Regions from separate parts of the Homo sapiens genome. Here region 2 is linked to region 1. A link is an interaction called in ENCODE POLR2A ChIA-PET data of the cell type or tissue named here. Cell type or tissue: B cell. All regions are shown on one strand. Region 1 overlaps ZNF843 (zinc finger protein 843). Region 2 overlaps SRCAP (Snf2 related CREBBP activator protein).

What was found. Peaks named below come from ENCODE experiments on the same cell type or tissue, not always from the same donor. Only the 100,000 strongest peaks of a DNase experiment are listed, where the experiment ranks them.
Region 2: POLR2A ChIA-PET joins it to region 1 with 5 read pairs; 3 of 35 experiments call an interaction of 5 or more read pairs at or near these places.

What each region holds. Positions count from the first base shown.
Region 1 is chr16:31,436,774-31,440,773 of GRCh38, reverse strand. It overlaps ZNF843 (zinc finger protein 843), which reads left to right. Exons shown (of 2, transcript NM_001136509.3): 2 at 3,590-4,000. The coding sequence starts at 3,925. Among named protein-coding and RNA genes, the nearest start is that of ZNF843, 4.0 kb to the left of the region's middle. In B cell, no CTCF peak of the experiment used is centred here; a DNase peak (open chromatin) is centred at 1,553; H3K27me3 peaks cover 73 bases.
Region 2 is chr16:30,728,666-30,732,665 of GRCh38, reverse strand. SRCAP (Snf2 related CREBBP activator protein) reads right to left here. Exons shown (of 34, transcript NM_006662.3): 26 at 3,435-3,700; 27 at 3,094-3,296. Among named protein-coding and RNA genes, the nearest start is that of TMEM265, 10 kb to the left of the region's middle. RefSeq lists an enhancer at 816-975. In B cell, no CTCF peak of the experiment used is centred here; no DNase peak of the experiment used is centred here.

The DNA of each region.
Region 1 (4,000 bases):
CAGTCTCAGGCACTAGCAAATTGGACAGTAGCTCATTCATACTGGTATAAGAGCTGCTGCTTTATCGAGGCCAGAGGCCCTTTCTTATATGGGGCAGCAGCTGCGCTCCTGGGAATGATTCCTACATAAAAGATTCCACATGGAAAAAAAATAAGCTCTGTGCATTCCATGAAGATGCTCATTACAGCATTATCTCTACTAATGATCTATTCCAATAATAAAGGAAATGAATACAATATAATATGGTATTTCAAACAAAGCCATTAAAATAGATCATTATGAAAGAATGTGAATGAATGAGAAATGTTCATAAGTTAAAAAAATGCTTATTTTTCAGAGAGCAAAATTAGACTCGTCTGTTGCTTGGAATGGCTTCCTCTTGCTCTGTGTCTAAACTATGATTATGGAGTAGTTAAAATGCATATGCATGTTGGCAAAGCCTGAATAAAATATGCAAACGTGAAAATATTTTTTGTAGAGGAGATGAAATTATGGAGGAAGGAGTGTGTCTATTTCAAAATTGTCCTAATGAGAAGTATTGTGGCATAGTAGTTCAGAGGAAGCTCCCTGGAGCCAAAAATTTTTTTACCGTATATATGGCTTTTCTAAATTACTTAAACTTTCTATGCCTCAGTTTCTTCATCTATAAAATGGGGTAATCGTTAGTATCTTGGAGAGTTGTTGTGAGGTCTAACCAATATGTGGAAACTCTTAGAATAGTACCTGGCATGTAGTAAGTACACTGTAAGTCCTGGCTATTTCAACTCCGTATTATTTATAGCTTAATAAAATATTTTAAAGATAGTTGGCCAGTCAGCACTGATACTCCTGTCTACCTGTGTTACATCTCAGAAGAGGCTTAGCCTATCTGTGCTGACACTTACTGAAGTATAAGTTATATATAAAACACACCCACTTTAAGTGTACAGGTTGCTGGTTTTTGGTGAATGTGTACACGGGCATAACCATCATCACATTCAGGGTGCAGAACTTTGCCGTCACCCTCTCATGCCCCGTGCAGTCAGCTGCTCTCTCCCTGACCCAGCCCCAGAGAACCACTGGTCTACTTTCTGCCCCTATGAGTAAGTTTTGCTTTTTGTAGAAATGGAATTTCACAGAAATTGAATCATATAGTATGTATTCTCTTGTGTCTGGCTTCTCTGGTTTAACATAATTTTGAGATTCATCCATTGCTTGCAGGTAACAGCAGTTCCTCTTTGTTGCTAGTATTCTGTTACATGGGTAAACCACACTTTATTCTTCCACCCATTGATGGACATTTGGATGTTTCTATCTTATGCCTATTATGAATAAAGCTGATATGCACATTTGTGAAAAAGTCTTTGTGTGGACATATGTTTTTATTTTCCTTGAGTAAATCCTAAGAGTAGAATTATTGAGTCATGTGGTAAGTGTACATTTAATTTACTGTTAACCAAAACTGGTTTCCAAAATGCCCAGGCCATTTTATATTTCCCCAGCAATGTGTGAGACTCCATATCCTCAGGCAACAGTTAGCACCTTCAGTCTGCTCGATTTTAGTGGGTGCATAAGGGCACTCCTTGTGGTTTTAATTTGCATTTCTCGGGTGACTGATGATAGCACATCACTTTTTTTGTATCATTATACTTTTAAGTTCTAGGGTACATGTGCACAACGTGCAGGTTTGTTACATATGTATACATGTGCCATGTTGGTGTGCTGCACCCATTAACTCGTCATTTACATTAGGTATATCTGCTAATGCTATCCCTCCCCCCTCCCCCCACCCCACAACAGGCCCCGGTGTGTGATGTCCCCCTTCCTGTGTCCATGTGTTCTCATTGTTCAATTCCCACCTATGAGTGGGAACATGCGGTGTTTATTTTTTTGTCCTTGGGATAGTTTGCTGAGAATGAGCACATCACTTTTAAATGGTAGCTCACTTCTAGGGAAGGAAGGAGAGCGATGAGTCAAAAGAAGTTCCACTGTTTTTGAGCTTAGGTGTCCAAGAGAATAAAACTGGTGCCACCAACAAAAGTGAAATTAGGAGTCAGTGATTTTTTGGCATAGGGGTATTAAATTTGAAGTGATGGCAGGATGTTAAGGGGGAAATAACTGGGTGGCAGCATGCTTTGCAGGCTTGGAGCTCAGTGGGAGGTCAGGTCCTGAGATAAGAGCCAAGTATCCGCTGAGAGGTGAAGCACAAACGGGGAGAGAGAGAGAGATGAGACCCAAGGATCAAGCCAGGGCTCAGAGTGGCCAGAAGCATCTGTTCCCCAGTCCCCATTTCCAAGTAATGGAAAATCCAGACTGACAGGCCTAATAGGCCTAAAAATAGATAAAATTAGCCCACTTATATATGAGCCACTGGAATACTTTCTAGTCCTATTGCAAACTCTACTCTTGGCTACTTTGATTGTTAAAATTGTAAATTAAAAGTTATCTATACCCTTTTTAAAAAAGAGTTTCAATATGGTTTGTGACAATCAGTTAATTATCTTTGTGGCCTGAGGGGCCCCCTTCTTTTAATCACCTTAACCAATAAAGCAATAATGTCTTTCTGAAGTTGATTCTTTTTGATGGTTTGTGTTTGGATGTTCAAGGTTAATGAGGAAATGATCCTTACCACGCTTTTGTAATTTTAATACAGACAGGGTCTTGCTTTGTTGCCCAGGTTAGTCTCCTGGGCTCAAGGATCCTCTGGCCTCAGCCTCCCAAAGTGCTAGGATTATAGGCATGAGCCACTGCGCCCAGCCTCTTGCTACACTTTCATTCAGGATAAAGATGGTAATATCCAAGACTACTGAAAGTCTTATAACCCCAATCCAAATTTTAAAATAAATCTTACTATTAAGAAGCATTGATTGGCCATGTGCAGTGGCTCACACCTGTAATCCCAGCACTTTGGGAGGCTAAGGTGGGTGGATCATGAGGTCAGGAGTTTGAGACCAGCCTGACCAACATGGTGAAATCCTGTCTCTACTAAAATACAAAAAAAAATTAGCCGGCAATGGTGGCAGGCGCCTGTAATCCCAGCTACTCGGGAGGCTGAGGCAGGAGAATCGCTTGAACCCGGGTGGCAGAGGTTGCAGTGAGCCGACATAGCTAGCACCACTGCACTCCAGCCTGGGTGACAGAGCAAGACTCCCTCTCAAAAAAAAAAAAAAAAAAACATTGATTATAGGAGGCCGGGCATGGTAGCTCATGCTTGCAATCCCAGCACTTTGGGTGGCCCAGGTGGGCCAACCGCTTGAGCCCAGGAGTTTGAGAGCAGCTTGGGCAACATGATAAAAACCAGCTTCTACCAAAAAAAAAAAAAAAAATGCTGGGCCTAGTGGTGTGCAACTACAGTCCCAGCTACTTGAGAGACTGAAGCGGGAGGATCACTTGAGCCAGAGAGGCAAAGGTTGCAGTGATCAGAGATCGTACTACTGCATTCCAGCCTGGGCAACAGAAATAGACCCTGTCTTAAAAAAAAAAAAAAAAAAAAAAAAGAAGGAAAGAAAAAGTAAAATAGTAATAAAGAAGCATTGATTACAGGATTCTGAAAGCAAAGTCTCCTTTGCAGTTTGTAGTAAAATTTTTCTGTGGTTTTCTCTCCCTCTAGAGAGAATGATGGCTCTGGGATCTGAAATCTTTCCTTCCGCAGGAACTGGACACGGCAGTGAGGACCAGCGTATCCAAGAGGATGGACTTAGTGATGGGGAACACCCAGGGACATGCCCGAGAGCCTCAAGAAACACCTTCAGATGACATTGCCCAGCGTCTTACATTAGAGAACTCTCCAGACAGCCCCCGAGGCCTGGGGCCGGGTGCTGCTCCCAGACTGTGAGCTCGTGGCCACGGGAAGCCTGAGTGCGGCAGAGGCCCCACAGCTGCGCCAAGTGCGGCAAAGCCTCCCGTACAGTTACTCCCTGAGCGGTCATCTCCGAAGCCCTGCTCATGAGAAGCCTCCCCTTTGCCCTGACTGTGGAAAGCGTTTCAGCCAGAGCTCCTACCTGCTGCAGCACCGGCAGAT
Region 2 (4,000 bases), 710 kb after region 1:
ATACCACCTGAAATCCAGAACAGATTCACAGGATAGATATCAACAAATCCATGGTCACAGCTTACAGACAGGGATTTAAGGTCACAGATCAGAACAGTAAAGGCTCTTAGAAAGTTTATCTAGTTCAACCTTCCATCAAACACAGAAATAACTTCAACATTTCTGGTAACACAGTTTGAACTTTTATTTTTTTCCTTTTCCTTTTTTTTTTTTTGAGACAGAGTTTTGCTCTTGTTGCCCAGGCTGGAGTGCAATGGTGGAATCTCAGCTCACGGCAACCTCCACCTCCTGGATTCAAGCAATTTTCCTGCCTCAGCTTCCCGAGTGGCTGGGATTACAGGCATGTGCCACCACGTCCGGATAATTTTGTATTTTTAGTAGAGACAGGGTTTCTCCATGTTGGTCAGGCTGGTCTCCAAATCCAGACCTCAGGTGATCCACCTGCCTCAGCCTCCCAAAGTGCTGGGATTACAGGCGTGAGCCACCGTGCCCAGCCTGAACACTTTATTATTTCATTTTTTGAGACAAGGTCTGGCTCTATTACCCAGGCTGGAGTGCAGTGGTGCGATCTCAGCTCACTGCAACCTCTGCCTCCCGGGCTCAAGCCATCCTCCCACCTCAGCCTCCCAAGTAGTTTGGACTACAGGCGTATGTCACCACGCCTGGCTAATTTTTGTATTTTTTGTAGAGACAGGGTTTCGCCATGTTGCCCAGGCTGGTCTCCAACTCATGAACTCAAGTGATCCACTCACCTCAGCCTCTCAAAGTGCTGGGATTACAGACATGAGCCACCAGGCCCAGCCTTATTTTATTTTTGAGACAAGGTCTCACCCTGTCACCCAGGCTAGAGTGCAGTGGCATGATCACAGCTGACTGCACCTCAACCTCCCAGGCTCCTGCAATCCAGCCATCTGAGTAGCTGGGACTATAGGTGTGCACCACTATATCCACTAATTTTTCAGTTTTTGAGGAGACAGGGTTTCGCCATGTTGCCTGGGCTGGTCTTTACTTGCCTCAAGTGAGCTGCCCACCTCAGCCTACCCAAGTGCTGGGATTACAAGTATGAGTCACCACACCCGGCCTTGAACACTTTTAACCAAGACTTTCAGTTCATCTACTCTGAATAGTTTCAAATGTAACAAAAACACTTTTTTTTACTAAAACATTTATTGAACACATATTAATAAAAATTTTGATTTTCTTATATTCTAGGAAATTTAAAAAATCTCGAAACATGTTACTATACAAATGTCTGTGCAGGGCTGTGGAACTAGTCACTTACCCAATAGCCATTCTTGGGTAAAAGAACCTGATTAACCCTGGACAGCTGGCAGAGGTTCTTTGCTCCCAGGTGAAGAAGGCCCCAACCCAAACCCAGAAAATAAATCAAGTTGATCTAAATAAGCCAGAGGTCTTTTTTGCTATTCCCCTTTGTCAGTGATTGCTCTAAGTATGGGCATATAGCTCAGTTTGAGCCAATGAGTTATGAAGCAAAGTCAGCTTGGAGGTCTTTTGTTCCCAGAAAACCTTCTCAGAGTGTTTTGTCTCAACCCCTTGTTTCTTGTTTAGAGGATTGGTGTATACCCTGGAGTTATGGCAGCCATCCTAACATCATGAAGAAACAAAAGCATGAGAATAAAAAGATAAAAAGCTAAAGATGGTACAGCAGGGTAGAAAGATAAAGTCCTGGTCCCTTAAGGCTGGGTGCAATGGCTCACGTGTGTAATCCCAGCACTTTGGAAGGCCGAGGCAAGGGGATCACGAGGTCAGGAGTTCGAGACCAGCCTGGCCAACATGGTGAAACCCTGTCTCTACTAAAAATACAAAAAAATCACCCAGGCGTTGTGGTGGGCACCTGTAATCCCAGCTACTCGGGAGGCTGAGGCAGGAGAATACCTTGAAACACAGCGAAACTCCATCTCAAAAAAAAAAAAAAGGCTGGGCGCAGTGGTTCACACCTGTAATCCCAGCACTTTGGGAGGCCAAGGTGGGCAGATCACGAGGTCAGGAGATCGAGACCAGCCTGACCAACATGGTGAAACCCCGTGTCTACTAAAAATACAAAAATTAGCCGGGTGTGGTGGTGTGCACCTGTAATCCCAGCTACTCAGGAGGCTGAAGCAGGAGAATCGCTTGAACCCAGGAGGCGGAAGTTGCAGTGAGCCGAGATCGAGCCACTGCACTCCAGCCTGGGCGACAGAGTGAGACTCTATCTGAAAAAAAAAGAAAGAAAGAAGGAAGAAAAGGTCCTGGTCCCTGAAAATATCGTTAAGCTACTGAAACAGCTACACACCACTATTCTCAGATTGGCTCATTAAGAAAACAATGACTGTTAGTTGGTTTTCTGTTACCGCCAAATAATTCTAGTCAACACAAAAAGGTCCTTGTCTTTTCCAAGACCAAAATTTACTGTTTACTTACTGTGCAGTCTTGTACCACCAGACATCTTTTCCCATACAGCTAAATAAAAACTCTATGCTGCACTGTCTTACTTGCTATTGTATCCCAAATGATTAGCAAAATGTAACATGTTCACAAAATGATCACTGAATGAAGGAGTTAGCAGCACATTTTCAACTTTCATGAAAGTCAAATTCATGGCCGGGCATGGTGGCTCATGCCTGTGATCCCAGCACTTTGGAGGCTGAGGCGGGAGGATCGCTTGAGGTCAGTAGTTCGAGACCAACCTGGCCAACATGGCGAAATCCCATCTCTACTAAAAATACAAAAATTAGCCAGGCATGGTGGCGTATGTCTGTAATCACAGCTATTCTGGAGGCTGAGGTGGGACAACCACTTGAACCTGGGAGGCTGCAGTGAGCTGAGACTGCACCACTGCACTGCACTCCAGCCTGGGCGACTGAGCGAGACTTTGTCTCAAAATAAAAAAAAAGAAGAAAGTCATATTTATGAATGTCAAGAATCTAACAAGGCTTACATTTCTCTATCTTGCCCATAAGCATAACCTAAAAAACCATCTAAAGCTTTACAGAAATCGCAAGAGAACTTAAGTGCAGCATCCCTCTGATACAACAGTCTTAATACTAAGAAAAGAAGAGAAGTCAAGGGTCCTACACTGGCCAACAAACTCACCGCAATCATACTGGATGAGTCTTAAGTCAGGGAACTGGGTGCGCATGTTACACACAATACGGTGCAAAGGACGAGCCCGGGGCCAGAGCTCAGAGGCCAATTGCTCCTGGAAGGCTGCCTGACGTGGGGCCAGCCAAGGAGGTGGGTGGCAGGCATGCAGGGAAGGGGGAGGTGCCTCCACAGGAGGCATGACAAAGATGAACCTGTGAAAGGAAGAAGCAGGCAGTGTAAAAGATGGGACTCTGAAATGCCCCAGAAGTTAACACCTTCACCAGCCCTAAGCACTACATCCACTCTGAGGCCCCAAGACCCACTCCCCATTAGCACTTAGCCCTGCCAACCTCTCAATGATTTCTGACAGCTGGTCTAGTCGCTGCTGGGGAAACAGTACAGCCCGGTGGGCAGCCTCGGTATAAGTCCAAAAGGTGGGGTGGCTGGGGCCAGGAGAACGAGGGCCGATGGGGCTGGCAACAGGTTGGGGCAGGGTACAGAAATCCAGGACTTCAGTCCCATACACAGGTGCCAGGGCCCCATGAGCCTCACTAAGTTGGAAAATCCGTTCCAGGCGTTCAGACCGCTGCCGCTTCCGCTTTTCCTCCAGGGAGTCCTGGGGGTGAGAGAAAAAGAGGAAGTAATCAGCACCCTCAGAGTCCACATCAAAACCTGACTGTTCTTCCCAGATGGAAATAAATATATAGAAACCATGGGATCCAAAAATACACTATGCTTTTTGTAGTTTTCCAAGTTATCAATGAGAACTATTCTTTCTCAGAAGTTATGTTAAATAACTTTCTTTTTTATGTTAAATAACTATTCTTTCTCAGAAGTTATGTTAAGTAACTTCTCTCCTAGAGAAAACTGATCTTTCCTTGTATGCTACCAAAGCAGAATGACTGAATATTCAAAA